Regions from separate parts of the Homo sapiens genome. Here region 2 is linked to region 1. A link is a loop called in an ENCODE intact Hi-C map of the cell type or tissue named here. Cell type or tissue: GM12878. All regions are shown on one strand. Links, peaks and the distances in the headings refer to the core of each region. The heading gives the core; the rest is flanking DNA. Region 1 overlaps ARHGAP6 (Rho GTPase activating protein 6). Region 2 overlaps ARHGAP6 (Rho GTPase activating protein 6).

Region 1 (16,083 bases), core at 3,706-11,705:
TATTTCTCACTGTATTTGCATTGCAATTCTGAAAAATATCTTCCTATCCCACCTCTGTTTTGTTTTCCATGAAGTGAGCAAATTTACCAAGTGATTTGGAAGAAATTTATATAATTGTATAGCTTGAAAAGCCTTTTTTTCCCCTACAAATGTATTATTTAGGACATGTAAAATTTAGCAAACACAGATATTTTAAGCATAATTTACTAAATATTGATGATAACGCATGCTCAGAAGTCTTCATTTAGAGGACTCTCAATTTGTCTGAGTGTAAACTCAATTCCAACAATCAAAATAATTTGATATCTGGTTTTTGCTTTAGCAACTTCACTTGGTTGGCCAATGTTTTAATTCTCCAGTCCTTGATCTCTCATTGTGGTAAACCCACAGGATAATTTTATTAGTGCTTTGATTTTCTGTAAGAGGCTTTTTTGTTTTTCTTTAATTCAGCATATAATTGGTGCATGTTTAAACTTATTTGTGTTTCGGTTGAAAGGCAGTTATTAGTAGAGAGTATCAATAGAGAGTTATTATAGAGAGTATTAGTTATTATTTGCAGAAATGTTAACCTTACTATCTAGAGCAGGATCTTTCTGCCTCAGCACATTGATATTTTGGACTGGATAATTCTTTACTTTAAGGGATTTGTCATGCGTTGTAGAGTGTTTAGCAGTGTCCCTGGTCGATCCCCGGTAGATTCCAATAACAAGCTGCCAATCATGACAATAAAAAATGTCTGAAATATTGCCAAATGTCCCCTAAGGGTGCAAAACTGCCCCCAGTTGAGAATCACTGATCAGTAGAGATGAAAACAGAAAAAGAATCTGTAGGCATTTTGTGACCTAAATAAGACATTCTTATCTCCGTGTTGCTAGCTTTTATTTTGTGGCTGAGTGAATTGTTTTCAGTGTGAAGACCAATGGTACACTGGATTTCTATTTAAAGATGGTTTCAAATATGTAAAATAATTGATAGTTTACAAGCCACCCAAACATATTTCCCCACTTCCTTTTCTGAGTTTAGTTGAGAAAATTTTATATGTAGAAAGCTGAAACTGGATCCTTTCCTTACACCTTATACAAAAATCAATTCAAGATGGGTTAAAGACTTAAACGTTAGACCTAAAACCATAAAAACCCTAGAAGAAAACCTAGGCATTACCATTCAGGACATAGGCATGGGCAAGGACTTCATGTCTAAAACACCAAAAGCAATGGCAACAAAAGCCAAAATTGACAAATGGGATCTAATTAAACTAAAGAGCTTCTGCACAGCAAGAGAAAATACCATCAGAGTGAACAGGCAACCTACAAAACGGGAGAAAATTTTTGCAATCTACTCATCTGACAAAGGGCTAATATCCAGAATCTACAATGAACACAAACAAATTTACAAGAAAAAAACAAACAACCCCATCAACAAGTGGGTGAAGGATATGAACAGACACTTCTCAAAAGAAGACATTTATGCAGCCAAAAGACACATGAAAAAATGCTCATCATCACTGGCCATCAGAGAAATGCAAATCAAAACCACAATGAGATACCATCTCACACCAGTTAGAACGGTGATCATTAAAAAGTCAGGAAACAACAGGTGCTGGAGAGGCTGTGGAGAAATAGGAACACTTTTACACTGTTGGTGGGACTGTAAACTAGTTCAACCATTGTGGAAGTCAGTGTGTTGATTCCTCAGGGATCTAGAACTTGAAATACCATTTGACCCAGCCATTGCATTACTGGGTATATACCCAAAGGATTATAAATCATGCTGTTATAAAGACACATGCACACGTATGTTTATTGCAGCACTATTCACAATAGCAAAGACTTGGAACCAACCCAAATGTCCAACAATGATAGACTGGATTAAGAAAATGTGGCACATATACACCATGAAATACTATGCAGCCATAAAAAACAATGAGTTCATGTCCTTTGTAGGGACATGGATGAAGCTGGAAACCATCATTCTGAGCAAACTATCGCAAGGACAAAAAACCAAACACCGCATGTTCTCACTCATAGGTGGGAATTGAACAATAAGAACACATGGACACAGGAAGGGGAACATCACACACCGGGGCCTGTTGTGGGGTGGGGGAAGCGGGGAGGGATAGCATTAGGAGATATACCTAATGTTAAATGACTAGTTAATGGGGGCAGCACACCAACATGGCACATGTATACATATGTAACAAACTTGCACGTTGCGCACATGTACTCTAAAACTTAAAGGATAATAAAAAAATTTCTTCCTTTCTTCCTTCTGAATTTTAAAGCTCCTTAAGTCAAGTGAAAAATCTAGTCATTTACCTGCGAAGTTCAAATAAGGAAATGACTTTGGCTACAATTATTGGAGTGCTTCAGGTGCAAGTGGCTGTTTGGGCCTGATAATTTAGAGATATGGGACCTCACATTTACTCTCTCTGCATGCAAAGCAGTGGGTCTCAGCCCTAGCTGCAAATTGAGATCACCTGGGAGCTTTAGAAACTTCATACCCAATCCCCAAGCCCCAGAGATTCCAGCTCAGTGGTCGAGGGTGGTGCATAGGTATTTTGTAGAGCTCCCCAGGTAATTCTAGAGTGCAGTCAGGGTTGACACCCACTGATGTAGGTAGATAGGGCTTTGCTGCCTTTCTCCTTCATTGATCACTTTCCCACATTTCCCTGTAGCCTGCTTTCTTCCTGTCTGCAACATCCTGGTCAAACTCTTCTGCCTATCCCTTGTTATTATTTTTAACCAAATGATTTTTTCCAAGTGTTTTTCCTTTGTTCAGACTTGGACTTGGCGTGGAAACTGCTGGATCAGTCTACTTAATCCATGACCTTCTTTCAGCTGCTGCCTTCCTTTCAACTGCTGCCTTTATTTCAACTGTTAACCTCAGTCCACCTTAAAAAATATATATGGTTTTTAAGCGGGTATTTCTTCCTTTGCCAGCAAATCATTATACGCAGTTCCTGTCTATGTTTACCACCATCACTTGCCTCTATTTCTTTTTCCTTACTGCTATTTATAGTTTAATTTTCTTTCTTTTCTTTGTGCTCTTTTTTATTCATGTTTCCATCCTTAGATGACATGCTCACGTTTTGTGAATTAGGTGTGTTTCAAGATGCTGGGAAAGTAAGTTTTCTGTGCTTTATAACTTCAGACCCGTGTATTTGGTTTGTGTCTTATTTAAAAATGTATGTTCTTATGGCCCTGTTTGCCCCACCTAAGCGTTTAAATGTGACACCTCATGTCTGTTGGGCTCCCAGGTTCCTATTATGGCCGGTGGATCTGGGCCAGGCAAACCATCCTAGGCCTCAGGCATCTCGTCACGTCTAGATTCACCTCTCCCCTTCCCACAAGACAGGCTCACCTGCCTTCCAGCCCTGTAGCTGCTGGCCTCTCCCTGAACTCCGTGGTCTCTAGCAACCTTTGGACTTCTAAGTAATATTGCAAAGATCTTTATCCTTGGCTTGCTTGAGAGCATTTCTGCTAAGCCCTACCAGCAACTTTCATCTTGTTTCCTCAGTTAGTTCTTCTAAAATAAATCATAAATTGCCCCATTGCTAAAACTTACGTCACATTCTTTCAATTCTAGTATCTGAGTCATTGCAAAAAGGCATCTCAGGTTCGTTCCAGAGATTTGGCAGGGGAGCTTCCCACAACTCAGCAAAGTGTTTGGCCCCTTTGGGCCTTTTCACTGAGACTTGAGGCTAGATTTGCTGTGCCTGCTCTGTCCTTTCCCTTCTAATTTCTCAGGAATTGTCTTTGCTGTCTTCTTGTGTTCTCTGAGATCACACTTCCACAGCTGTTCCAGAAACATCACACCACTTGTATTTTTTTAAAGCCTTAGCTTTTGCTTGTGGGTTCACTTGTACAAGAATATTAACGTTGACTCTCACTTTGTGTAATACTAGTATATCAAGCTAGTCTTTTAAAAACACCTTTTTTAAGCCTTTAAGCCCAATTTATATATCTCATTTTTTTATCATTTTTGCATTAATGTTTAAAAACAAAACAAAACACAACACCTTTCTTTTGATCCCTTAAATACCAGCTAGTGAGACTTTCAAATCTAGCACTTAATTTTTTACTGAGCATCTAAATATTCCTTACAAAATTTAAACTTCTAGATTTAACTCATCAGATTTCCTCAAACACTTAAACAGAGATTGCAAACTTAAATCATTAAGTCCCAAGTATTTTAGTTAAAATCATAAGTTCGATATGTCAGATTCTCCAAAACAATTCAAACACCTCAAAGAACAAATAAAACTTGCATATCCTAACATGTTGATTCCAGAAGTTATTTTTACACTCAACTCAATTGTATTAATACCAAAGTTTGATTAATTTCTTCATTTGCCCCATGTATTTTATCAATATTACTACTAGTACCTGATTAGTATTAATACTGGTAGCAGCATTATCATTAGTATTCATAATAGTGTTAATGCTAGAGCTATCATCATTATTAGTACCAGCACCAGCACTATTAGCATAGAATTAGCCTTGGTCTTAGAATTATATTAGTATTAGTATACTTCTCAGAGTTGCAAGGTTACTGACCCAAATAAGGAAAACAGAAATGATAGATACAGTTATTGGTTGAGAATGTGACTTCAAATTTATAAATTGGGGGTTTTCAGTCAGAGATTTTGGACCAAGACACCAAGAACTAGGGTTTGCCATTCTGATTCCTCAATCCCACTGGGCCTTTATTGTGCTATAGTCATTTATACAGTAGTAAGAATTTCTAAGCTTCAACCTTTTCTTGTAGTCTGGTGAATCATGGTCATTTATACTTAATTTTCTTACAGTGTTTTCTTATGTAATTTTTATTGAAAATTTCTGTGACAACTTTTTATTGCCTGATTGGAGAGGGTGACCAATCATCCTTGTTTTTCCAGGACTGGAGGGTTTGCTGGGACATGGGAACTTTTCAGCGCTAAAACCAGGAAAGTGTCCAGGATGACTGGTTATCCTAGATTCTAGGCCAGTGGTTCTCCACCCCCACTAGAATGGTCTGGGGAACTTTTCAAACATACCAGGCCCCAAGCCCCACCTCCAGAGATTCTGATTTAATTTGTCTGGGGATAGTGCCCAGTCATTGATATTTTTTAAATTTTCTCAAGTGATTTTCCTGTGTAGCCAAGGTTGAGAACCATCATTCTGCATTCTCTACCCAATTTGAAACACCCTATGCAACATTGTATTGTCTACTTTGACCTCCTGGAACTTAGCAAAACTTGAATTTGACAAGCATGTGTTTGGGTTCATCAATGTGAAGTATTTCCAGTAAATATTCCTGGGGGAAGTCATGCACATCTTTCTTGAGCAGATTATGTTATTTGTTGTTTTTGAGTATATGTGTTCTCATGACTTTTCACAGAGTTTTTTGTTGTTGATTAAACTGTCATGCTTTCATTAGTGACAACTGCATTAAGCTGGTCCATTTGTCCAGTTAGCACCACCCTTGAAAGTATTCAAGCTTCTTGGTAACAACAAAGTGTTCCAGACTCATCCTGGTTTTTCCTGCCACAAGACATGGAATCAACTACTTTTCAAGGATCCCTGTGTCTTTCACTTTTTAGTTGAAAGTTTTAGAGACCAAAATCTTGGCTACCCGGGGGCACATCGTGTTGTTTTACAAGAGCATTCATAGTAGGTAGATCTTGGATCCATGATCTTATCTGAAATTGAAATTCTTAATTCTCTCACATGGTTTTTGTGCATCCCCATTGTCCATCCTGTAGATACTTTTTTATCCTTATTCTTTTTTTCTATAAATCAATATGGTGTTCTTTGTGTTTTTTTCAAGCATTAAAATTCTGTCACTCTTTTATTTACTTTCCTTTCAAATTTCAACTGAGAATCAGGAAAACTGTGTGTATAGACTTCATTTATTTTCTAGTTTATTCTGAGAGGCAAGGGGAAGCACCCTGTTGTCTTTTCCAGGCACAAACTCTATTTCCTTTTATAGTTTGATAATTTCTTCGTTCTCCAGTACTCATATTTTCTGAAGAGTCATCACTCCTTAGCTTATTTCTTCATAAGTTATAGCCAACTGAGTTTTATACATGAAGTGGAAAGTGGATTTTCCTCTGAAATGAGAGGAAGTAGGTATTTTGTTGCCTTTTAAAAAGAGGTAGAAATGTACGAGCAGGTCACCCTCTCAGTCCTCATATGGGCTGATAATTTGTACCTGAGACTATAGATTTAGGATATGGGGCAGAAATTGAGTCAGAACAGTACAGCCACCAATGGCAGAGACCACAGGCCAAGGCTCAAAAATAAAACCCACATAAATGTTATTTTAGTGAGTTTTGCCCTCATCCTGGGTTGTTTTGTAGGGAAAGTGATGGGAGAGAGAAGGGGGCATATCTTAAGAAGGCAGTCCCTTTTGCAGTGTTTTCTGACTTAATCTTAGACCTAACTCTTAATTTTAGAATTCACTCTGAGAAGATATTAGGCAAACTCTTACTATCAAAGGATTTCCCTCATTTGGGATCCTGAGTTTCGTCAAGTCACTTCAGATCAGCAATAAAATCCCCTTGAGAGTTTCCAGATTTTTCTCCACAATGAACCATGAAGCATGCTGTTTATTTGTGGAACTCCCACTCCTGGTTCTTCAGAACTCCTTCATTTGCCGATCTAAAGATAGCAAAAAAGGCTCTTAAAAATACACGCCTTATTGATTTTGGAATGTTCTGGTAAATGCCAATCTGATTGATGTCATTTATGTAGGGAAGGCTTTGGCTTAAGCCCCAAAGTGATTTTAGCCAAGAGGAAGTAACGTATCTAATAAATAATGTGGAGTTTGTGTATTCATCCACCAAATAATAATTATCATCACTAAAAATGTGACTAGAGATGCCACATCCACTTCTCCATTGAGGTAAATTTCTAACAGACAAAGCCAAGTGAAATTTGATGTCCGTATAAGCTGCTTTGACCTCGTTGTTTCTGACTTTCATTACAGATGAATTTTCATTTGTAATTTTGTTGTTGTTTTTTGGTTTCCTTGGTACTTTGATTTGTTTGGGCAAAAACTCAGTGAATCTGTAGTGATTTAGGAGACAGTTTAATCAACACAAGTGCCCATGTTTCAGACTCAGACATGCAGGTGATATTTATTCTGGGTAATTTTGGGGGATCTACACCTTTTGTTTATTCTAAGATGACGAAGCTGCATTATTATTTTATATGTAACATGCACTCATTGTAAAAAAGTTGCAACGATAGACAAAATTATAAAGAGTGGATTGTAATAAGAAAAAATTCTGAGTACATGGCAGGATCCATATACTATGTGTATTCTTGCCTTATTTTATTGGGACAACAATGAAAATAGGCCAATAGTTTATCACATGAAGAGCCAGCCTTCACAAATACAGCTCTGTGGAATTGTATCTGAGCATAAAAACACTCTTTATTTAATTATTATTAATATAACAATTACCAATAACCTTTATATCTATCTATTTACTTATTTATCTTTTCCTGTGGTGGGGGGTTCAAAGGTTTCTGGGAGTGATCAGGATGCCCAAACTTCCTCTAACTTTAAAATTTTAATAAGTAAATGAAGAAAGCTCCATGTTTTCCTCCTAGAGTTTAATTAGCTACTAATATAAGTTGCTTAGCCCAGGATCTATCCTATGGTGGTAGGTGTTCATTATGTTTAGCTAAAATTTCCATCACCATTATCATCTTTGTCATCATTACTGCCATCACTACCACAACCAACAACATTACAATCACCACCACTGTCATCATCACCATTGTCATCATCCTTTAATACTAGGCTTGAGGAAGCTAAAGGGAGCCAAATGTACATTTATGTCTTATGTAACATTAATGTTACTTGTCTTATTCCTAATGCCTCATCTTAAATGTAAAGAAAGTAAGAAGACCCAGAGATAGTTAACTTTGTCGTCTCTTGACTCCCAGGATCAAAAATAGTTGTTGCTGCAGTGTTTGGAATAAAAAAGCTTAAAAGACCTTGTATACAAAAGTGGTTCGTACTGCCTTCTCTCGTGAATTCATGCCAGCAGATATTTTTATTCTGGTAGGAAGTAACTAAAAGCTTTGTTCAACCCTGGTCTGCCAGCCTCTGTAACGCACGTCTGACAAATATGTGTGACTCTGTGAGAAAGTTTGGTTCTCCCCCTGGTGGCAAAAGGAAAAACTAACACTAGTGCTCCTTATGGGAGTGTATTGATAGGGTACGAGATATGTAAATACAGCTTTACCCTTTTCACCAGTGTTGCCTGAGATTTTTATCTCAGCCCCCTTGGTTACTTTTGTTCTTTGGACAACAACTGGTTTATATCTTCTATGGTCGTTGGGATGAAAGGGATTTGACAAACTGACAAAGCATTTTGCTTCAGAAACCACTTGAAAAACACATCTATGTTTCAAATAAAGATTATTTCAGGATCATAAAAATATGCTCGGTGTATTAGCCATGGAACTAGATTTTAAGCTTCATGATCATAGAGATAGATATTGGGTTTATTTTATTGTTATTGCCTCTGAACTGAGAAAAGACTCTAGAATTCTAAATATAACGCACACACTTGAACTAAGTAGACGGAAACTTACCCTTCTAGGTAGGTAACTCTGCTTACCTTCCAAACAGAGTTTGGATGATATTGCCTCATAGAAAGATTTTTTGATACAATACTCAGGAACCGCTATGGACTGCTGCTTTGGGGCCAGGCCCCATGCCACTTGATTAAATACATCCTCACTTAACCTGTCCCTACAACAACTCTGTGAGGGAGGCATACTCATACCGAAGCTTTAGCCATGTGGACACTGCTCCCCTGAACCACATGCGTAGTCAAATGGTTAGGGCAGATTTCAGCTCATGTCTCTTTTATTCAGAACCCATCCTTTAAGCCAGTAGTTCTCAATGGGGGTGATTTGACTCCCAGAGGACACTTGGCAATGTCTGGAAACATTTTTGGTTGTCATACCTGGAGAGGTGCTACTAGTCGGTAGAGGCCAAGGATGCTCCTCAACATCCTGTAATGCACAGTGCAGCCCCCACAACAGAGAATTACTTGGTCCAGATGTCAGTAGTGCCAAAGCTGAGAAACTGTACTCCTAACCAGTGCTACTCAAAATGTATTCCACGGAACAGCAGCATCTGCAACACGTGGGAGCTTGTTAGAAATGCAGAATCACGAGCCCTGTCCCAGACCCAGTGAACCAGAAACTCCATGGTTGGAGCTCAGGAACGTGTGTTTCTACAAGCCCCCAAGTTCTTCTTGCACACTCAAGGGAGAGAAGCTCTGCTCTAAAACAACAGATCATTCTGTGTCTATTGAGCTAGACACAATCGTATGGTTTCCTCACCACTTTCAGTGTTCCGTTGTCGCATAGAAGTATCTCCTCAAGCATCTAAAAGGGGAAAGTCTGGCGTACACTAGGAACAAATGTGACTCATGGGGAAATCAGTGCAATTACAAATCCAGGAACCACACCCAGCTGAAAATCTAGGAAGGTTCTTTTTCTCTTATTTTCTCTACTTAAGAAGGGAAGTCTCGGAGACTTAGTCTAGGTTCAAAAGATGTCAACATATACACAGGCTTGGTTTGGGGTTTGATTATCTAAAATTAAACCTTAAATTGAATTAGGTAAAACCCATTTTGGAGAGCCACAGAATTCTAAATTAGAAATTACATTGAGTTTCGTATTTACTGGCCCAAATAAGTAATCTTCTCTATTTGTGCATTTTTCTAATCACAAATTGTCTTCTGAGAGCCAGTGAAATAATTATTTTTATATGGGTCTCTCTTCAATAATTGCTCATCACTTGGTATTTTATGTGATTTTTGTGGGGCATACATTATAGGCAAGGATGTATTGTAAAGGATAAAAATGTCAGATAAAACATCTGTGTTTAGGTAGTTTGTACGTCACTGTCCTCCATCCCACCTCATAGATTCCTACTGCTTGGCTATAACTAAGAGTAGAATTTAAGGCTGACACAGGAAACCAGGCAATCAAGTTCATTAAGTACCTTAATCAACTCTGGCCAGAGGATGATCTCAGAGCTCCCCTATCTCAAGAAGAAATTTCATGAGAAAGCTTTGGGGTTACTTCCAGATTAAAGATTATGTTCTGGACAGTTCAAGCCCTAAACAACAGACACATGAATAAGTGGAGCCATTTCTATCATACTTTTTCAGGGACTGAAGATATAAATATTGCTATTTGTTATTAAAGGATTTTGTTTGTTAAACCTGATGATACTTATTTTTATGTGAGTTCATAGTATTCCAGCTCTTCAAAACCTAATTTGTTTGTAGATCCCTCATTGTCATCTTTGAAAGGTTCCAGTAGTTTCTGGAATACTTTCTTTTCCTATGCCAAATACAACAGTGACCAAGAAATCCATCTGAAGGATTTGGATAGTGTGGTAGCATGTATTGATGGACCCAGTGTTCCACTCATCCCTGTATACATGCTCTTTAGGTAACATGACAGTGCCCTCTAACTCTGACTCTGGAGTCAGCCTTTTGACTGGCTTTGGCCAATAGGGACATGGAGAAGTGATAGCATACCTGTTGTAATCCTAGACCTCAAGAGACCTTTCTTGTTCACACTTGTCCACTTGTGCTTCTGCCATGGCCATGAGAAGGACATGTCTGAGCCGGATTGCTGGAGAGGAATGAGAGACATGTGGCGTAGAGCTGCATAGCTAAGCAACTCCACCCAAGCCCAGCCTAGAGCACAGCCCCCTGCAGATGCATGAGCTAGTCCATTCAGGATCAACCACTCTCCAGCTTCCGAGTAGGTTATTACACAGCAATAGCTGACTGATACACATGAGTAGAGAAGAAAAGAATTTTCCAAGTAAAGATAATAGTATTGATAAAACCGTGAAGAGAAGGGTCTATCAACATGTTGGATCACGAGAAAGTTGGCTTGAGTGAAGTAGAACACGCTTATTGAGAAATAATCAAAAATAAAACTGGATAGAGAGTGCTGACTCAAATTATAGAGGAGTTTAAAAGCCAGCCAAAAGAATCATAGTATTGTGTGAAAGTGCCATAGAAATAATCTGGTGCCAGGTCTTCAACTAAGACAAAGTGATTAGTGGCCAAACAATAATGGTACCCAAGTCTTAAGTGTTTGTAAGTGATGCAATAGGAAGAGATAATGGAATGATGGAACAGGGATTTTAGGAAGGTAAATACAACCATGAGTTAGAAGGAATGGTTTGGCTGTCCCTAGACATATTACCTGTGAGACTTTTGTAGTATTATGGAACTGGAGTCATGAAGCTCTGAAGCAGAGGATGGTCTTCGGGAATGGAAAGGATAGTTATGGAAGAATTTTTGAGAAAGAAAAAATATTCCAGTTATCTATTGATGAAACCCATGTTTCTCTCCTGATCACACTTGATATTTAATGAGAGAGTTCTTATTAAAAGTAACCATGTCCATGAAGGATCTTATTGGGATGAAGAAAGTGTTCTAAAACTGGTTTATGGTGATGGTAGCACCACTTGGTAAATTTTCTAAATGTCATTGAATTGCATGCTTGAAATTGTTGAATTTTATGATATGTGAAATATATATCAATAAAGCTGTTAAACAAAGAAACAATGAAAATCCCCACCAGTTATGTTCCATAGTCCCTGGAGGGGGCTGTTTTCATTTGAATACCCAAACTCATCCTGTCAAGTACAGGTAGCATCCTCCTCTTCTTTCTCAGATGACACTATACGCAGCGAACCATTGGGGTGCCCACATGTGCCACACAGCCTAGAGCCACCACTGTGTCCATGCCAGTGGTACTCCATGTAGATGCAGGGAAGAGCCCTTCTTCCCCATCCTGGCCCAGACTGTCAGTGAGTAACAATGACGTGCTGCTTGTATCCATCATGAAAACAGTCCCTTTCATCTTGGCCAGAAACCCTCTTTTCCTAGATCTGAGATCTATGTCCTGTGTTTGGGCCCACAGATCAGTTCCTTGGCTCCACTTCTCAACTGTCCCTTCCAGTTGCCATCCTTCTTACTTTTTCTGTCCTGGACCTATCTCTCTCACTGTCGTAAACCCTCAGCCTCATTTGAATGTTGGCAACGAATGAATGGTAGCAAATTCTACTACTAAAATCCCGCTCACGAGGGGACTAATCAAAGGTGACATTGAAATAAGTCTTCTGGATTTTAAGCACAATATGGGGCAAATGAGGAAATTGATATAATCTTTTTAAAAAATTTAATAGCATTATTGAGCTCTGATTCACATACCATACAATTAACTGATTTAAAGTGTACAACTCAACGGCTTTTAGTACATTCCTCTAGTTGTGCATCCATTACCACAATAAATTTTAAAATATTTTCATCACTCCAAAGGAAACTCCATACCCATTAGCAGTCACACCCTATTTTCCCCATCACCCACCAGCCCTTGCAAACACTAATCTGCTTTCTGCCTCTATAGATTTGCCTATTCTAGGCATTTCATAGGAATGAAATCATACAAGATGTGGTCCTTTGTGACTGGCTTCTTTCATTTAGCATCACGTTTCTGTGTTCTTGATTCAATTAAATTAACACAAAACTTTGGGATCCATTTTGTGCCAAGCACTATGCTGGGCACTGGTTGGAAAAAGAGCTTACCTTTCTGGGAAAGCAGAACAACAAGGAAACAATGAATCCCATTCCATTTAACAGAGGGATTGATCATTTGGAGTGTGCAAGTTGAAGCATGAGGTATGGGACTCACACTGGAAGAATTTTGCTCTGCAGGCCATCAAAGCACCAGAGTATTGAACCAGGCAAATTACTTTAATTGTGCTCTTGAGTTTATTAGATGTGAATGTCTTGCTGGCAATCATGGTTTTACTATGGAAGCAAACTGAGGTCTTGGAGAGCTCATTCTGTCCTTAATTGTAACATTTAGTACCAAGACCTTGGACATGGTACCTCTCTGGGCCCCCCTTGTCTCATCAGGAGGGGTAGAATTGATGGTCTTTGCTTATATTCCACAGGTCTTAGAATGATCAGACCTGACAATATATGGGAAAGGGCTTTGTATGCTGTAAAATGACAACCAAGCATGATTTTAACAATTGTGCTGCACAAAATAAGCATTTTGCTGTAATAATTTGTGATCTCATAAGCATTAGTCTTCTATTGATGCAATAATAAATGACCACAAACTTAGTGTCTTAAAATACTACAAAAGTATTATATTCTAGTTCTGTAGACTAGAATTCTGACACAGATCTCACTAGGCTAAAATCAAGGTGTCAGCAGGGTTCCTTTGGGAGGCTCCAGGGGCAGATCCCTGCCTTTTGAGCTCCTATTAATAGAAGCTGCCCTCATTCATTGGCTTTTGTGCCCTTCTTCCATCTTGAAAGTCAACAGTGTTGCATCTCCCTGTGCCTTTGTGCTTTTCTTCCATTTCCCTTTGACAGACTCCAACTGGAAGAGTCTCACTTTTAAAGGTTCATGGGATTAGATTGGTTTTACCTGGATAATCCAGGATAATTTCTCCTTCTCAAGGTCTATACACTTAATCATATCTGCAGTGTTCCTATTACCATGTCAGTCAAAATATTCACAGGTTCCAGGGATGGGTGTGTGGACATCTTTGGGAGGCCATCTTTCTGCCAATAGATGAGTTTCTGTTATTTCTCTCCTTATCGCATCTCACTGTGTTTGTATGTGCACATGATCATCTTGTTATTTTCTCTCTTCTGTATTTACAGTCTTTTTTCATTTTCTCTTTTCATGCTGTATCACTGTTTATCCTTTTTTACTATTTCTTTCCCTTGCTACACATTTCTTTTTTCCCTTATTGTTACTATCCTTTACTGCTTCTTAGTATTTTCTTTGTATTTCTTATTCATTTGGCTATTTATGGATATTTTGAACTTCCTTTATCTTCCTGGCTTTTTCTAATTTAATTTTCTTATCACCTTCCTTTGAGCCCTCTTGGTCTCTATTTTTACACAACATTGAGTCAATCTCTTTTTCTGTCCTTCTTAGCTTCCTCTTCTAACCCTTGCTCTCATGCAGAATTCTTATCTTCATTTACACACATTGTTTAACTTTTGTAGCTCCTTCAGCCCTGACTGTGCAGTTTATATCTTGACAAATGGGAGGCGGGAAAGCAGACATAGCAGGGAGAAGCCATTGGTACTGAGAATCACAATCCACATCTACATAAAAATGCCCCATGTTCTGCAGCCAAACTTGAACCTTTTGGAGCTCCTGCTAAAATCTCTTAAGGAAATCTCAAAGACAACAGTTACATGATTACTGATTACACATGCGTAAATATAGAGGTATGTTTAATAAGAAAGATCAGAATAGAATTTGGAGTGATCTAAATTACCTAGGATAGATGAAGTTCTTTTTGGTGTAAATTTTCTTACAATTACAGCAACAACAACAACAAGCCCTTCAAATATAAATGTTTCATGTCATTGCTTTTTCAACTTATATTTATTTTGTATGATTCTAATAAAGTAAGCATTTGATCAGTTGCAGAACTTTCATGTATGGACATTGCAGAGAATGATGTTGCTGATAATGAAATGGCATAATGTGTGTAAAACTCAGGTTCTTAGTCTTTTTAAGCCCCAGAACAAATCTGTTCAGAATAAGATCTAAGTTATACATTTGCTCTCCAGAGGAATGTATATGAAGAAAATTTTGTATCTGCTTTCTGGAGGTTTCATTCATAAATTCATTCTATAAGTATTTACTAAGCATATATAAAGTGAACAAAAACAGAGATACTGTTCTAGGCATTAGGAATACATCAGTGAATAAAATACAATACTTTCTTTTAAAGAGATTATGCTGTAGAATAGGGAGACTGACAAGCCAATAAGTATATAATATGCCAGGTGGTAATACAGAAGATAAGGGGATAGAATGATGGAGGGGAGTCAGTAGGATGGTAGGGAAGCTTTCTCAAAAGGTGACAATCAGAAATATGACATAAAGGAGACCTGATATTTAAAGGATGAGTCAACCATTGTTAACGGCTTGCTATCACTTAGGTTCCTGTGTGGGAAGTCAATTTAGATAGTCAGACAAAGAAAGCCCTTTTTGTCTGTTAATGTGAAGAACAGGTTTTAGTTTAACTTCTTACGCATAGCAGTGAGTAACTAGAAATTAGCACATTCCAGGGACAACATACTCTTTCAGATTTATTTGATTTTCCAATATGGCTAAGCAAACATATGATTATTCATTGAAATAGTAGCTCCAGAGGTGGTATTAGATTGCCTACTTCTGAGGAATTAAGAGAAGAAATGGTTGCAGATAAATTTTAAAAAGCTAACACTTTAAATGTTATAGCACCTAGATATACAGCATTGTCCAATAGAAAATTTTGTGATGCTGGAAATATGTAATATCTGCCCTGTCCCAGTGAATAGTCTTCCTCAGAGGTTTTCTTTATAGCTTCCACATCTCTGTTGTTTGAGATGTCCCAAGGACCACAAAGATGGAATCTCCACCCTAGAGCCCACCTGAGAGGGAGTGACTACTCAAAGCCTCTTTACGAGCAAAACTGTGGCTCCTAAGTACCTGGCCAAGTCAACCACAGTCCTCCAGGATCTTGTTTTGAATTTTAAAGCTGCTCTCTCTTGGGCCCACTCCATATTACTACCACGGAGAGGGTAGCTAGGCCATAGTGCTTCTGTGAAGGAGGAAGAGCCCCTTCAAACTCCAGTCCTTTACCTCAACAGGCTTAGCTATAGGGATGTCTCCTCAGGCTTGTGTTTGTATCTTCAGATAATTTCCATGGGATATTGGTCTTGATTATTTTATTTTATGTTATATAGTCAAAAGGCTGATAATTGCTTGGTCTCAATAATAAGACATTGCCTCCTCACTGAAATATTAATCAGAATGGTAGGTGGCTGCTATCTCTGTAGAGTACCAATCAACTTAATCTCATTTGGATAAATTTTGAAAATGAAGGAAAGAAATGTGGCTACAAACACCATGTTTTATTTTTTAGCACCTGGAATCCCACTCCAAAGGAGATAAATTTATTTCACTAACCTTAGCAAACAAATCAAATTTACCCACTAACTCCACCTATGCCC
Region 2 (16,083 bases), core at 5,214-13,213, 120 kb before region 1:
GTGTGTGTGTGTGTGTAGTATGAGTTGGCTCAGGCATGAGGCACATTTTGGAATTTCATCAGCATTTGAAGTAGTGAAGAGACGAGGAAGCTGAGATTCGAAAGGGGTGGGGCTGAGGAAGTGATGGTTGAAGGGATATCTTTGACTCCAGAGACTATGCCAAGCACAGGAGGCATACAGTGGAAGACTGGAGAGGTGAGCATATTGCAGAAGGACTCCAGTCCTTGGGTGGGTCCAAAGGCAGCTGGAGTCAGTCCTTGGGAGCAATGAAATTGTCAGGCTAGGAATACCCCAGCCAAGTTGACTGGTATGCAGCTTAGAAGGAAATGGAAAGACGGACTTAGTGGCATGGAGTTAGGAGTTGGGGTTACAGTCGGGGTCAGGGCAAGCCTGCATCTCTGAAACTACAGCTATTTCTTTTCTCCCTAGGGTTGCCAGGTAAAATACAGGCTGCTCAGGTGAATTTGAATTTCAGATAAATAATGAATAATATTGCCAGTATGAATCTGTCCCAAATATAGCATGGGACATACTTATGTTAAAAATTAGCCAGGTGATGTGGCTCACTCCTGTAATCCCAGCTACTTGGGAGGCTGAGGTGGGAGGATCACTTGAGCCCAGGAGTTCAAGGTTGCAGTGAGCTATGATCGCACCATTGTATCATAGCAACAGAGCAAGACTCCGACTCTTAAAAAAATACTCATTTTTTATGTAAAATTCAAATTTAGCTGGATGTCCTGTACCTTATTTACTAAATCTGGCAACCATACCTACCCACATCCATGCTAGGTAAACACCCTGTACTTTTCTTTCCTTGTACCTTTCCATTATTTGGGTGATTTCTTCATTTAATAATTGTCTCCCTCTTGAGAAACCAAGTTCCACGAGGGTGTTTTGACTTTCAGCATACTTTGTGCAAAAACATAGGTGAGGCTCAAGAAATATGTGTTGAATGAGTGCATACTACTTTATTAGCAGTGGGACTATAAGTACCACTAGAAGTCTCTCTGAGGCTGCTGGCCAAAGTTCTACTCTATAATAAGGGCTTTAGGATTTTGTCAGTAGAGGCAACTGCAAGGAGCTGGGGGCAAAGTGGGGGATTGACAGTCCCATAACTTCATCATTATTCTCATATTTAAATACACATGTCTGCCTGGGGGCACAATTGCCTCTGTGGAAATCCACAGCCCTAGATGGAAAATCAGATGGCTTGCCCTGTCATTAATTGGCACAATGGCTTTAGGAAGGTTCCTCAACCTTTAGAAGCCTCAGTTTCTTTCTACAAAATAGGAGTGAATCTCCTGACTCATGGGCACTCACAAGGATTGAGAACTCATGAGGTGAAAGTGTGTATTGGAAATAATTATGCTGTTTTTTTAAGAAGATACAAATGTACACTTTATGCCGCAGAAACAGTAGAGGCCCCTGAGATAAATTTCCCTGTCACCTGAGCAAATATCCCTTGTTTTAAAGACACGGAGACTGAGATGTGGAATCTTTCTTATTCAAGCACACCCTCAGTCACTGTTCAAAAGCTGTGCTGCCATGTCCATCCCAAGTGTCACTGGAAGGTCACATCCTGGAGAGTGTAGGGAAAGGAGTCCCCCTGCAAAGAGCCAATAACCGCCCTTATTTCTGAAGGGTCACAGAGTCACAAACCTCTAGATATTTCTTAGGAATTCCTCTCCCCTTCAGAATGAGGCTTTAATGACTCAACTTTCTCTACTGAATAATCAGTAGGGGTTCAAGAGTATATTAATAGATCAGGCTCAATTAAACAAACATTTCTGGAGTCCTACAAGGCTCTGTGCTTAGGGAAAACAGTGGAGAAAATAAAGATGATTAAGACACTATGTACTATGAAAAAATGCTCACCATCACTGGTCATTAGAGAAATGCAAATCAAAACCGCAATGAGATACCACCTCATGCCAGTTAGAATGGCAATCATTAAAAAGTCAGGAAATAACATGCTGGAGAGGATGTGGAGAAATAGGGACACTTTCACACTGTCGGTGGGACTGTAAACTAGTTCAACCATTGTGGAAGACAGTGTGGCGATTCCTCAAGGATCTAGAACTAGAAATACCATTTGACCCAGCCATCCCATTACTGGGTATATACCCAAAGGATTATAAATCATGCTGCTATAAAGACACATGCACACGTATGTTTATTGCGGCACTATTCACAATAGCAAAGACTTGGAACCAACCCAAATGTCCATCAATGATAGACTAGATAAAGAAATGTGGCACATATACACTATGGAATATTATGCAGCCATATAAAAGGATGAGTTCATGTCCTTTGCAGGGACATAGGTGAAGCTGGAATCCATCATTCTGAGCAAACTATCGCAAGAACAGAAAACCAAACACCACATGTTGTCACTCATAAGTGGGAGTTGAACAATGAGAACACATGGACAAAGGGAGGGGAACATCACATACCGGGGCCTGTCGTGGGGTGGGGGGCTAGGGGACGGATAACATTAGGAGAAATACCTAATGTAGGTGATAGGTTGATGGGTGCGGCAAACCACCATGGTACGTGTATACCTATGTAACAAAACTGCACGTTCTGCACATGTACCCTAGAACTTAAAGTATATATAAAAAAGGAGACTATGTACTGTCTTAGGAAGAAAAAGCCCCCACTCAGATAATGCTAATGTAAGAGCAAGACAAAGGCTGAAGAGAAGAAGCAAACGCTTCTGACTGAGAGTTGGGGAGAATCGTGGGAGACTTCAGGGAGGAGGGTCTTGTAGGTTGCATAGAATTGATGTAATCCCCGTTCAAGCTCTTCTGTGTTCTTTTTTTAACTTTTATTTTAGGTTCAGGGGTACATGTGCAGGTTTGCTATATAGGTAAACTCTTGTTATAGCGGTTTGTTGTACAGACTATTCCATCACCCAGGTAATAAGCATAGTACCTGCTAGTTATTTTTTTCTGCTCCTATACCCTCCATCCTCAAGTAGGCCCCAATGTCTGTTCTCTTCTTTGTCTCCATGAGTTCTCATCATTTGGCTCTCACTTATAAGTGAGAACATGTGGTATTTGGTTTTCTGTTACTGCATTAGTTTGCTAAGAATAATGGCCTCCAGCTTCATCCATGTCCCGGCAAAGGACATGACCTCATTCTTTTTGTGTCTGCATAGTATTCCATGGTGTATATGTACCACACTTTCTTTATCCAATATGTCATTGATGGGCATTTAGGTTGATTCCATGTCTTTGTTATTGTGACTAGTGCTGCAGTGAACATTCACGTGCATGGGTCTTTATGGTAGAATTATTTATATTCCTCTGGGTATATACACAGTAATAGGATTTCTGGGTTGAACGTTGGTTCTGTTTTTAGCTCTTGGAGGAATTGCCACACTGCTGTCCACAATGGTTGAACTAATTTACACTCCTGCCAATAGTGTATAAGCATTCCTTTTTCTCCACAACCTCACCAGCATCTTGGTATTTTTTGTCTTTTTAATAGTAGCCATTCTGACTGATGTGCGATGGTATCTCATTGTGGTTTTGATTTGCGTTTCTCTACTTATCAGTGATATTGAAGTTCTTCTGTGTTATAACACTCAATAATAGTATGAAACCTCAAGTTCACGAATCTGTGCCATTTACATGTTTGACTAACCCAAGCATAAAACAAGGGGAACACAACCTGCCTAGGCTGCCACAGAGAGCCAAACGGGAGCTCATAGGTGAAAGCGTAATGCACTATACTGGTGGGAGGTTGGTCTTATTTACTGGCTTGTCATCTGCCTAGTTTGGACTCTGTTGCGCCTTCCTTCATTATGTTGGTCTTTACGGGGAAAATTTCAGGGAAGCTCCCAAGTTTGCTCAAGAAAAGCCACCCAGACTTTACAGTCATTTTTTACTTTGAAAAAAACAAATCCAATCATCTTCCAGATGTTTTCATTTACCAGGTCTAAGGAGGAGAAGTACAAAAAGGAAGACATGCTAACTTTTGGGTTTACTCTTCCCATTAAAACTTCTCCAATGTGACATTGAAATATCTTTCTAGCATTGTTGGTGGCTGTTAACCATTTTTGTTCATTTTCTCCCCATGTGTTTACCTCCAGGAAAGGCATGAAACCACCATTGTCCATTCCCTGACTTTAACTGTGTGTCTCTTCAGTCTCAGTCTTCTGGCTCAGTAAGCCAGTGGGTGTGTATGTGTTTTCCTCATTCAGCTAAAGACCTGCTTATTTGCACTTAATGTGAGTAAAGATATAGTTGGGGTTTTAATCAATAATTTTCATTGCATCTTCTTTAATAGCTTTTTGGTGAACAAGTTTAGATATGAGGGTTTAAAAGGGTTCTACAATATTTATTTATATAGTTAAGAGACGGATTCTTAACGGGGGTAATTTTATCCACCAGAGGGCATTTGGCAAGATCTGGAGACATTTCTGACTGTTACAACTGGGGAGTGGTGTTGGTGACACTGCTGGCACCTGGGGGGAAGAGGTCAGGGATATTGCTAAACATGTTACAATGTGCAGCACAGCCTGACAACAACAAATTATCTAGTCTAAAATGTCAATAGTACAGAGGTGGAAAAACCCTAATTTAAGATATGTACTCTACCTGCTTTCCAAGGAAGCTTAACAAATTAAACATAATAACAAAAAGTAATTACAAATAAAAGTAGAACTGAAACAGAATAGAAGGAGCAGAAGCAAGGATGTCACTGGAGTCCTGAAATGACTTAATCATTAGGGTTGAATATTTGATTGAGTTCTGTATTTCCCAACAAATGAGAAAAAAAGAAACAGTTCTTGGGTAGCCCCCCCCCAAAAAAAATTGATACATAACTCCATCAGCCAAGACCACTTTTTTTTCCTGCCATTGATTTTAAAGAGAAATATATCTTGTAGGGCATTATATGTGGGACATTGTATAAGAAAATAGATAATTTTTCAACCACGGTTTTGCAAAAGACACAGATGTGTGTGTGCATGTGTTTGTGTGTGTGTATGTGTGTCTCTTTGTGTGTGTGTGTGTGTGTGCAAATGGATATTTCTGGTCTAAATTCTCTACTAAAACGGTAGCAGACAGTATAACATTAGGTTTTGTGAGATGAAATTCATTTCTTTGAGTTGCAGAACTAATACATTCTGGGTATTGTCTTTGCTTGTGATCAAATGAATAAAGAGTCGTGTCTCTGAAGATCCGAGAGAGAGAAAGAACGTTTCCATCGAACTTTGGGAATCTCTCCCTGGATTATCAAATGACTGCAACGAGTCTTTGGCAAGGGCTAAAGAGTAATCAATTCATGGTAGCATTTTCCAGTGATCATCCAAAGTGTTTGAAATCATTTGATAGTGTTTATTCCTAGTCTGCTGTGGATCAGTCTATTTGTTAGGCTTTGGGGACAAAAAGATTATTAAAATGTAGTCCCTGTTTTCAAGTAGCAGGAGTCTAACCCTGGCAAGAACATATATAAATAATCATGAATTAATACACACAGTCGAGGAATGTGCAGTGTGCCATGGGAACCCAATGGAAGAAGCGAAGTTTCACTGAGGAAACAGGAGATTTGAACTGTGTGGGTTATTGAAGAAGTCTTCACAAGTCTTATTTGTAAATACAGCTGATCCTTGAACAATGAGGGGTTAGGGGTTCCTACCCTCTCTGCAATATAAAATCTGCATATGGCTGGGCACGGTGGCTCACACCTGTAATCTCAGCACTTTGGGAGGCTGAGGTGGGTAGATTGCTTGAGGTCAGGCGTTCAACACCAGCCTGGCCAATATGGTGAAACCCCGTCTCTACTAAAAATGCAAAAATTAGCCAGACGTGGTGGCGCACGTCTGTAATCCCAGCTACTTGGGAGGCTGAGGCAAGAGAATCGCTTGCAATCTGGAGGTGAAGGTTGCAGTGAGTCAAGACTGCGTCACTGCACTCCAGCCTGGGTGACAGAGCAAGACTCCATCTGAAAAGAAAAGAAAAGAAAAAAAAGAAAATCTGCATATAACTTCTGACTCCCCAAAAACTTAACTACTAATAGCCTACTGTTGACCAGAGGCCTTGCAGATAACATAAACAGTTGATTAACATGTATTTTGTATGTTATATGAATTATACCCTGTATTCTTCCAATAAAGTAAGCTAGAGAAAAGAAAATGCTATTAAGAAAATCATAAGAATAAAATATATTTAGTATTCATTAAGTAGAAGCAGATCATCATAAAGGTTATCATCCTCATGTCTTCTTGTTGAGTGGGCTGAGGAAAAGGAGGTCGAGGAGGGGTTGGTCTTGCTGTCTCAGAGGTGGCAAAGGCAGGAGAAAATCAGCATATAAATTGACTTGCATATTTCAAATGCATGTTGTTAGAGTCAACTGTATTTTATAAATGTATGAAATGGGTGCAGAAAAGTATACAAATCATAATACACACCTCACTTTGTTTTCACAAAGTGGACTCACCCATGTGACTATCATCAGATCAAGAAATAAAGCATCATGAGAAATAGAACTCCAGAAACTTCTCAGGCCTCCTTTTCCAGGCATTATCTGCCCCTGTCTGCCAAAGGTAATCATTATCCCAACTTGTAACTCCATAGATTAATTTTGCATTTTATACAAATGTAATCACATGTTATATATTACTTTGTGTCTGGCTTTAACATTTTTGTGACGTTCAGATTGTCACATGTAGTTGTAATTAATGTACTTTTCATTGCCATGTAGTATTCCATTGTATGAATATACAACAGTTTATTCCATTGATGAACATATGAGTTATTTCCAGGTTTTGGCTATTGCAACTCATGCATTGTTGTACATGTTTTTAAATAAACACACTTGTGTATTGCATGTGTCTATACCTGGAAATGAAATTGCTGAGGCTTCATTTGTATATAAACACACACACATGTGCACACACACACACAGTTGATCTTTCAACAACACAAGTTTGAACTGTGTGGGTCCACTTGTATGTAGATTTTCTTCTGCCTCTGCCACCCTCGAGACAGCAAAACCCAACCCTCCTCTTCCTGCTCCTTCTCTACCTACTCAACATAAAGATGATGAGGATGAAGACCTTTATGACTATCCACTCCTACTTAATGAATAGTAAATATATTTTCTCTTCCTTATGATTTTCTTAATAATATTACTTTTTTCTAGCCTACTTTATTGTAAGAATACGGTATATAATACATGACATACAAACTAAGTGTTAATCGACTGTTTATGCTGTTGATAAGGCTTCTGGTCAATAGCAGGCCATTAAAAGTAAAGTTTTTGGGGAGTCAAAAAGTTATACACAGATTTTTGACTGCATGGGAGTTTGGCGCCCCTACTCCTCTCATGTTGTTCAAATGTCAGTTGTAATTTAGTTTTAGTTTTCCAACCTGCTTGTACAAATTTATTCTAACCAACAATGTATTAGAGCAGGAACTGGCAAACTATGGCTAGAAGACCTGTTTTGTTTTGTAAGATCACAGCTCACTGTAGCCTCAAACTCCTGGGTTCAAGTGATCCTCCTACCTCAGCCTCCCAAGTGGCTAGGACTACCGGTGTGCACCATCACACCCAGGTAATTCTGTAACTTTTTGCAGAGTTGGGATCTTGCTATGAGAGAAGGGTGGTCTCAATTTCCTGGTGTGAAGCAATCCTCCCTTCTCAGCTTCCCAAAGTGCTGGGATTACAGGGGTGAGTCACTGTGCCAGCTTGTAAGTAAAGTTTTATTGGAACATAATCTCAGTTTCTTTTTAATGTATTGTCTATGTCAGTTTTCCTGTGGCAAGGGCAGAGTTGAGTAGTTGTGAAAGCAACTGTATGGCCCACAAAGCCAAACATATTTACTATCTGGCCCTTTACAGAACTAATTTGCCAACCTCTATATTAGAGTTATGAGGGTTTCAAAACCTTGCCAACAACCACGCTGTTGACTGTTTCATGTCAGCTCTTCTAGTGTGTGTTCTGGTGGGTGTTTCATGAATCATGTTATGGCATTAATGTCCATGATCCTATTGAAATCTTCATATACATTATAAATAGAGCTTACAAGAGAGAGTTGTCATTATGGTTAAATGCTGAGCTCCACTTGAGATTCTATAACCTTCCCCCCCAAAAGACTTGATTTATTTTATATGATTTTTCTAAAGTGTATACTAGTAATTTCATTTTGAAAAAAAGGTTTCTCTTTGCTTCTTCTTTTTTTTTTTTTTTTTTTTTGACAGAGTCTGGCTCTGTTTCCCGGGGTACAGTGCAGTGGTGCCATCTCGGCTCGGCTAACTAAAACATTCACCTCCTAGGTTCAAGCAATTCTCCTGCCTTAGCCTCCTGAGTAGCTGGGATTTCAGGCATGCATCACCATGCTTGGGTAATTTTTGTATTTTTAGCAGAGACGGGGTTTCACCATGTTGGCCAGGCTGGTCTTGAACTCCTGACCTCAAGTGATCCACCCACCTCGGCCTCACAAAGTGCTGGGATTACAGCGTGAGTCACCGCACCTGGCCTTCTCTTTGCTTCCGAAACTTAAGTTGTGGGATTTAGTGAAAAATTATTAAAATGTACTTTGGAAAAGGGTATTTTATTCTCAGTGGAGTACAGCTTAGTAGGCAAGTCAATAAGGAGAGGGAACCCCCATGGATGAAGCAGGTAGATGACCAAGTGACTTGGGAAGTACCTTCCAAAGAAAGGAAGGGTCCATAAATATTTATTGATAGAATGAAAAGAAGAAACAGTGGTTCAGGTGGCTCAATGCCCTTTCAAGTACTTTCATTTTATAAAATCACAGAAAAGTTTCTACATGTGACTAAACAATTTTCTCCCTTCTTCAGATATCCTCCTAAAGACTCTGTTAGAAAATAGTATTACTCTTCCAGTAAGAAAATTATGCAAATAAAAAAACCCACGAGACCTAGGTATCTGAATCAGTCTTTGAGAAGAAAGCTGATGTGCACACTCATTAAACTGCAGAATATGGCTCAGTAAGTCTTTCTGTCTCAAGATTGTTTCCAGCTGAAGTCACACTTGGCAAATCTGAATGCCTCAGAATGTAAAGATGGCCCTTGTCCAGGGGCAGACCTCCATGCCGCTGCTTCCTCTTCCCATTTGCATCCAGCAGTGCCTGGGAGAGGCAAGGATCAGAGTCCCTTCAGGCAGTAAGGATGAAATAGATGAAAAATGAGAACATTAACACTGGGAACCAGAAGTCAGGGAACCTAGAGCCCAAGATAGCAAAAAGATGTGAGAAAACAGTCGTTATATAAACACCTAAAAGTTGGAGAAACCTTTGCTCTTTGGAGAGGAATTACTGCAAGAAGACTATTGAGAGGATCTTTAAGTCCTGGAGGCCCCAGAGGGGAATGGAGAGGGAGAATGAGGAGACACCATTTTGTTTAAGAAAGCAAAGGAGTGGAGAAATACAGGACTACTATTTTGAAGATAAACAAATTAATAGAAAAAAAGTCCTACAGTGTGTTTAGAAGGGGAAAAAAAACTGCTTGCCTGAAGTTGAGAAAACATTTCCATAAATGTAAACTTCACAAATATCTTCACATCAAGCACATGACTGACTAAAGATGAATGACTCCCAATTCCGCAATAAACATTAGGGTTCATCTACACACACAAGTCAGCTTGACTCAATGTATTAGAAGGAGAAAAGGTCAAGTCAATGAAACAACCAGTCCTTAGAGTGCCAAGTACCTGATTTGCCTGCATGTTTTCGTTTTCACTTGTTTTGGCATTCTTAGACATAGCCAGAAAATATTACAACAGAAACATCTCATTCCAGGATGTTATTTTAGTTAGTGGGACAGGGAAGGGGAGAAGTGCTTTCCTAGATATAACTTAGTTGATAGGTACCCTGGTTCTTAAAATCTGTATTGGAAGTTACCAGAGACCCTGACCAAATGCAGCATAGTATGTTCATGCCAAAATGCCTCCTCATAAATATGTACAATTATATGTCAAATAAGCAAAAGAAAAAATGAAATAAATTGCTTCCAGATATTGCTCTTTTACCAAATGGTTTCAAAACATGGACAGGATTATTGAGGTCACCTCTTCTACCTGTGTATAATTGTTTTATTTCAACAACAACAAAAAAGTATTTGAGAATTGGGACATTATTTTATTTTTTTTTAAATTCCCTTTGCCCACAGATGCTTCGATATACTCAAACTTTGGTTTACTTTTTACTATTTACTCTGTGAGGTAAATGTTACCCCACTTTGATTAAAATAAGACCAAAGTTCAGGAGGCTGAAATGAGTAGCCTAAGATCTTATGGTAGGGAGGGCACAGACAGGTTTTCCTACTCTGACACCCCCACTGGACTGAGCACATAGTGGGCCCTTTATCAATGTCTTTTGAAGGAGTGACTGACTGAATGCACAGATGGTGAGAGTGGAATGAGGTGGAGCTGAGTTTGTGATATAGATACTCCTCCTTCTTTAGTCATCTGGCAACAGGCACAGATAAATTTTTGGAGTTAACGAAAGTGAAAGAAAATGAGAGTATGTATGAAGTTCTCATCCATTGCATGTAAACATGAAAGCCTATAAATTGTACCACCTCTATGGAGAGCAATATAGTGGTGTCTATTAAGGTGGAAGATTCCAGGCTCTTGAATCATCAGCTTCACTTCTAAATACATACTCTAGGGAAATTCTCATATACGTGCATGAGACTGTTCATTGCAACATTATTTGTTATGGGAAAAAATCAGAAAGAACATACCCTTATGAGAATAGATAAATTAATTATGGGATAATATTTCAGTAAAAATAAGTGAAATGGGCCAATATGTGTCAACATGGATAAATCTCAAATTTTGGCAAAATATAATTTATATATTGAAATTCAATCAAATTCAAGCTTACAGCAACAATAATGATATGCTGACTTATATTCTAGTATCCTATTCTGATTGCAAGATAAAGAGGTGGCAGCCAATTGTGCACAACTTTGGGGATTATACCCGCATGGAAGAATGTCGTGTATGTGAGCATCATTGTTTGGTGTGTTAAAGTGAAAAAAGGAAGGTTGAGAACCATTACTCTAGAGTTTTGTTGTTCAAGTAGTGATCAATTAGGAAGAAAAATTTTCATGAACTCTGTCTTAGCTCAGGCTGCTATAACAAAATACCACGGACTGGGTGGCTTAAACAATGGGAATTTATTTCTCATAGTTCTGGAGACTGGAAAATCCAAAATCAAGGTGCTGACAGATTCAGTTCCTGGTGAGGCCTCTTTACCTGGATTGCAAATGGACCCTTTCTTATTGTGTCCTCACATGGCAGAGAGAGAGAGAGAGAGAGAGAGAGAGAGAAGGAGGGAGGGGGAAGGGGGTGGGAGGAGGGAGGCACACTCTGGTCTTTCTCTTCTCATAAGAGTACTAATCCCATCATGGGGTCCCACCTTCAAGACCTCATCTGGACCTAATTATCTTCCAAAGACCTTGCCTTCACATTCCATTACATTGGGGGTTAGGGCTTCAACATATGAATTTTAGGGGGATACATTCAGTCCATAACAGATTCCCAGTGTTGACTTACTCTAATTTTACTGAAATAGGGCTATAGTTATTTATGTAAGACTATGAATAAACTTCTTATGTTCAGAAATCTTATCTATATAATCCAACTAAGTTATTTGTATCACACAAACATGGCTGGATGTATTGCATTAGAAATTTATGTTTCTGATGATCTTACTTAAAATACAGGCTTCGTAGCATACAGTAAATTCACTTTGATGGCCCTCAGGGAACCACAAAAAGTTAAGTCCTCCTCCTCCACAGCAGTTGAAGCCAAAGCAGAAGAAAGAAGATCTGGTGATCACTAAACCAATAAAAGATGTATCCATAGCAGAGAAAATAAACAGAATTTCAAATATGGGCCCCAAAAGAAAGTCACCAAAATAGTCACCACAACTTGTAGGGCTGATGTGTGATACAGCTTCCCACTAAGCAGCTCTTTGGTGCTACAAAATAAGGGGCAGGAGGATTTATGTATTTTATGGATAATGATTCTCTGGGATATTCCTCTATTGCATTGAAACCACCTACTACTAAATCTATTAATCAAAACAAATACTTTATATGTAACAATCAGTAAGTTTCACAGTAGTAATATTAATTTAATTTGACAGATGATTTGGCTTTGTTAAAATCCAGTGATGGATGTATGGTTAAAAAAAATGAAGACTTGGGTCCAACTCCATGCTTTGATTTCAATAACACAAATGTAGAAAATGTCTGTCTGTATAAGAATGCTTTAAAATGTTACAAATAAGCACAATAATTCTTTTTTTTTCTAGTTCAAAATAATCTGAATACATTTAACTGAAATGAATCACTCTCAAATGTCAACTGTAATGAGGAACACTTGATAATTTTGTGAATGTCCCTCATTTATTTGAATATAAAGATAACACACAGCTTTTTTTAGAATCTTATAGTAGCAGATATATAAGATAATAAATTTTGTAATAAGCAGTAGCTCATTCTTGTGCTAATAAAATATTACAAGCACAAAAAGATAGGATATACACAAGAAATCTTCCTGTGTATCAGCTAGGCTACTTTTGGCTGCACTAACAGAGTACATGATTGAAAGTTGCTTAAATAGTAAGAACATTTTTTATCTCACATAAGCATGGCATTAGATATTACTGTGTAACAAATTATCACTAACTTAGTGGCTTAAGACAATACATATTTATTATCTCACAGTTTCTGTGGGTCAGGAGTTCAGACACAGTTTAGCTGATTTCTTTGCTTCAGAAGTTATATGAGGCTGCAGTTAAGGTGGCAGCCTGAGCTGGGGTCTTATCTGAAGGCTCAACTGGTGAAGGAAGGCCCTATTTACCAGCTTACCCTAGTTGTTTGCAGAATCTCCTTAAAGGCCATTTGACTAAGGGCCTCACCTTCTCATTGGCAGTTGGCTGGAGGCCACCCTCCTCCACTCCTTGCCTCATGGGTCTCTCCAATATGGCAGCTTACTTTATGAATGCATGCAAGCCAAGAAGGCAACAGCAGAATCAACTGTCAAGACAAAAGTTACAATTCTGGCAATGACGTCCCATCACCTTTGCCATATTCTATTTGTTAGAAGGTGCTATGGAGTCTATTTGTTACAGCACCTTTGCCATATTTGGGTAGACCAGCTCACGCTCAAAGGGAAGAGATTGGGTAGGGGCATAAATACCAGGAAGGGAAAGAGGAGAATCCTTAGGACCACCTTAGAGTCAGCATGCCACAGACATAAACCTGGAGCATGGTTCCAGGATTACCTCAGGGACTCAGTGACTACATTTACCCAGATACAGTTCATCTCTCTTCCCTGGCTCAGAGATGTCTCTCTCCATGTAGATAGGCTACAGCCTTACCAGGTGCTGTGTGAAAGAGCATACTCAGGTGAAGAAAAGAGGGAATTTCAATTTTTGTTATTTTGGAAAAAAACCTTTCCCAAAAGTCTCCTGGGAGAAGTCCCGTCAAGTCTCATTTATCAGGATTGGGTTGTGTGTCCATATCCACATTGCAAAGGAGTCTAGGGAAGTAAGGGCAAGGATATGGCATTTTTGCCCTCAGTAGGAGGTAAGTCTCTGCCAGAGAGAAAAGGAAAGGGGTGGGTGGGGGCAGAGGCTGGGAATGTTCCACCAACTACTAAAAGACAGACTTCTTTAAGGGCTACCTTGTGTTAACATGATAACTGAATTTTCTGCCTCTATTCTCCTTACTTGAGATGTTCATTCATATAGTGCGCTATGATGTCATTGGGTCTTTACTTGGCTCAAACATTATTGTACAGACAAATGCAAATATAGGTCCTGAGACTGCCTGAGGTTCTCTATTACTGATATGATTATTTTTGTTCCAATATTTCCTAAATATGTTAAGCTAGTTATAAAATTCTTATTCTTAAATCTCTTATCTGTAAATGTTTTTCTTTTTGTACTTCTTCAAACAAAAGTGACTGGCTCCTTAACTTCCAACCATCTAGAGTCATTTATTTAGATATGCAAAGGTAATCATGAAAATAAAAATAGATGGTAGAATGAGCCTTTGATCTACCCTGGCTTTTCTGCAAAACTCCCCAGATAAGTACACAAAGGGTGAGTTGTTTACAAAAATCTCTCTGTAATCAGAGCAGGACCTGTGACCTTCAGCACCTTAGACTATGAGGGTTCCAGACTTCCTTTCAGGTTCCTCAAAGCCTGGTGACCACCTCTCAGAGGTGAACTTACTTCCAGTCAACCTAGCTGACCACTAGGAGTATGTGTGAAATGACTCTGAAAGCATCTGCTCTTGCAGAACTTCTTTTCAGGAACCAAATCTCTACTCTTTTATCCTATAATTTGCTGTTGTTGATTTGGATTCAAGTGAATAAACTTACATTTATCCTTTTCAAATACAGTCTTATTTATTAGGTCCATTTGCCATGACCTTCTGAATCTTGCTTCTGTAATCTCTCTTAATTAATGTAAGGCTCCATGTTGTGTTGACCACAAGTTTTTATAGCATGTCCAGGCATGTTTACCAACTGAGCCAATGCTCAGTTACGTCCCAAAGGATCTGACCATTTTGTGTGGATTTTAAAAGAAAACATATTAGAAGGAATACACTGATTTTTATTTGTTCATTTAATGCAGTGGTTCTCAACCTGGGTTGGAGGGGAGGATTTGTCCTTCAGAGGACATCTGGCTATGCTGGAGATGTGTTTGTTGTCACAGTGGAGGAGGGAGGCATGTTACTTGTGTCTAGTGGGTAGATACCAGGGACACTGATAAATATTATCTAATGCACAGGATGCCACCATCCCTGTAACAGAAATGGTCCCAAACATCCATACTGCTGTGTTGAGGAGCCCAGTTTTCATTTCAGAAATGGAGCTGGGCATGGTGGCATGTGACTGTAGTGCCAGCTACTTGGGAGGCTGAGGTGGGAAGATCACTTGAGCCCAGGAATTTGAGGCTGCAGTGAGCTATGATCCTGCTATTATACTCCAGCCTGGGTGACAGAGCAAGACCCATCTCAAAAAAAAAAAAAAAAAGGCATTCTGTTTTGTATGGGAAATCTTACATAACCTTTTTCTGTCAGTTTGATAGGAATTTTTACGAAATATTTTGATGCTTGAATGTAGAGCCCAGGTCTTACTATATTTACGTGCGTCTTTGTTCTATTTCTCTGTTGAGCAACTCTTTTTGCTCTTACATCTGGACTCCACAGCTGAATCCTCTGCTTACTTGTCTGGGGCCCAGATACCCTCAGGAATCCGACCCTATTGTCCATACCCCAAACCACTGGCAGTTGGTAACACAAACACAGTCACACCAATGAATAGTAAGGTAAGGAAGTGTCAATGGACACCTACCACCACTCCTGCTGGCTTCTCAATGCTATTTTGGCCACCATGAATTGTGCCATCTCATTGTCCTATTGCTCTGCGTCACTCTCCACGCATTTAAAGTGCTGGTCAGGAGCATTCAGCTGGCTAAGCCTAGTTCCCATGATGCAGTCTGAGCTTTTGGGATGGGCTCTGGACCAGAGAATTCATGTGCATCACTCTTTGAATCTATTCAATAATTACTGCCCCTCATTGCCATGTTTGTTGATTCTCCAGAAATAACCACTTGTAACAGTTTGTTGAGTGTTTTTGCAAACATTTTCAGTGCATATACAGACACATACATAGTATGATATACTTTTTATATTATAATGTGCATATAAGTTAGGATTGCTTAAGCTGCTATAAAAGGCCTCCGTGATTCAGTGGCTTAAAAAAAATGAGATTTGTTTTTTCTCTGCATCGTGGCCCAACATGTATAGTCCAGGTTGATAGGAAGCTGTGCTCCAGGCAGTCAGCTGGGGACCCAAGATGACACTGGCTTTGCCATCTTCAACATAGTCCCTCAGGTCACTCTGGTGGTCACCATTTTGTCTAGTGGTAAGGAGTGAAACTGAGTATGAAGAAGACGTGCACCTTGACTTAAGAGACAAGGCTGGGAAAAAGCTTACTTACATGGCTATCCCTAACTGTTAATGGGGCCGAGAATTGAAGTGTAGCTGGGAGGCCATATGCCAAGCTACAATTCTATTGTAT

Evidence for each region. Hi-C counts contacts between places; a loop is a spot of excess contacts. Peaks named below come from ENCODE experiments on the same cell type or tissue, not always from the same donor. Only the 100,000 strongest peaks of a DNase experiment are listed, where the experiment ranks them.
Region 2: a loop joins it to region 1, with 2.6 times the contacts of the local background. A loop is called at or near these places in 6 of 110 quality-filtered maps.

Annotation. Positions count from the first base shown.
Region 1 is chrX:11,373,726-11,389,808 of GRCh38, reverse strand. The region is part of intron 1 of ARHGAP6 (Rho GTPase activating protein 6); the gene reads left to right. Among named protein-coding and RNA genes, the nearest start is that of MIR548AX, 63 kb to the right of the region's middle. In GM12878, for the core only: a CTCF peak has its summit at 8,156 (motif pointing left); a DNase peak (open chromatin) is centred at 8,118.
Region 2 is chrX:11,492,786-11,508,868 of GRCh38, reverse strand. The region is part of intron 1 of ARHGAP6 (Rho GTPase activating protein 6); the gene reads left to right. Among named protein-coding and RNA genes, the nearest start is that of ARHGAP6, 170 kb to the left of the region's middle. In GM12878, for the core only: no CTCF peak of the experiment used is centred there; a DNase peak (open chromatin) is centred at 9,664.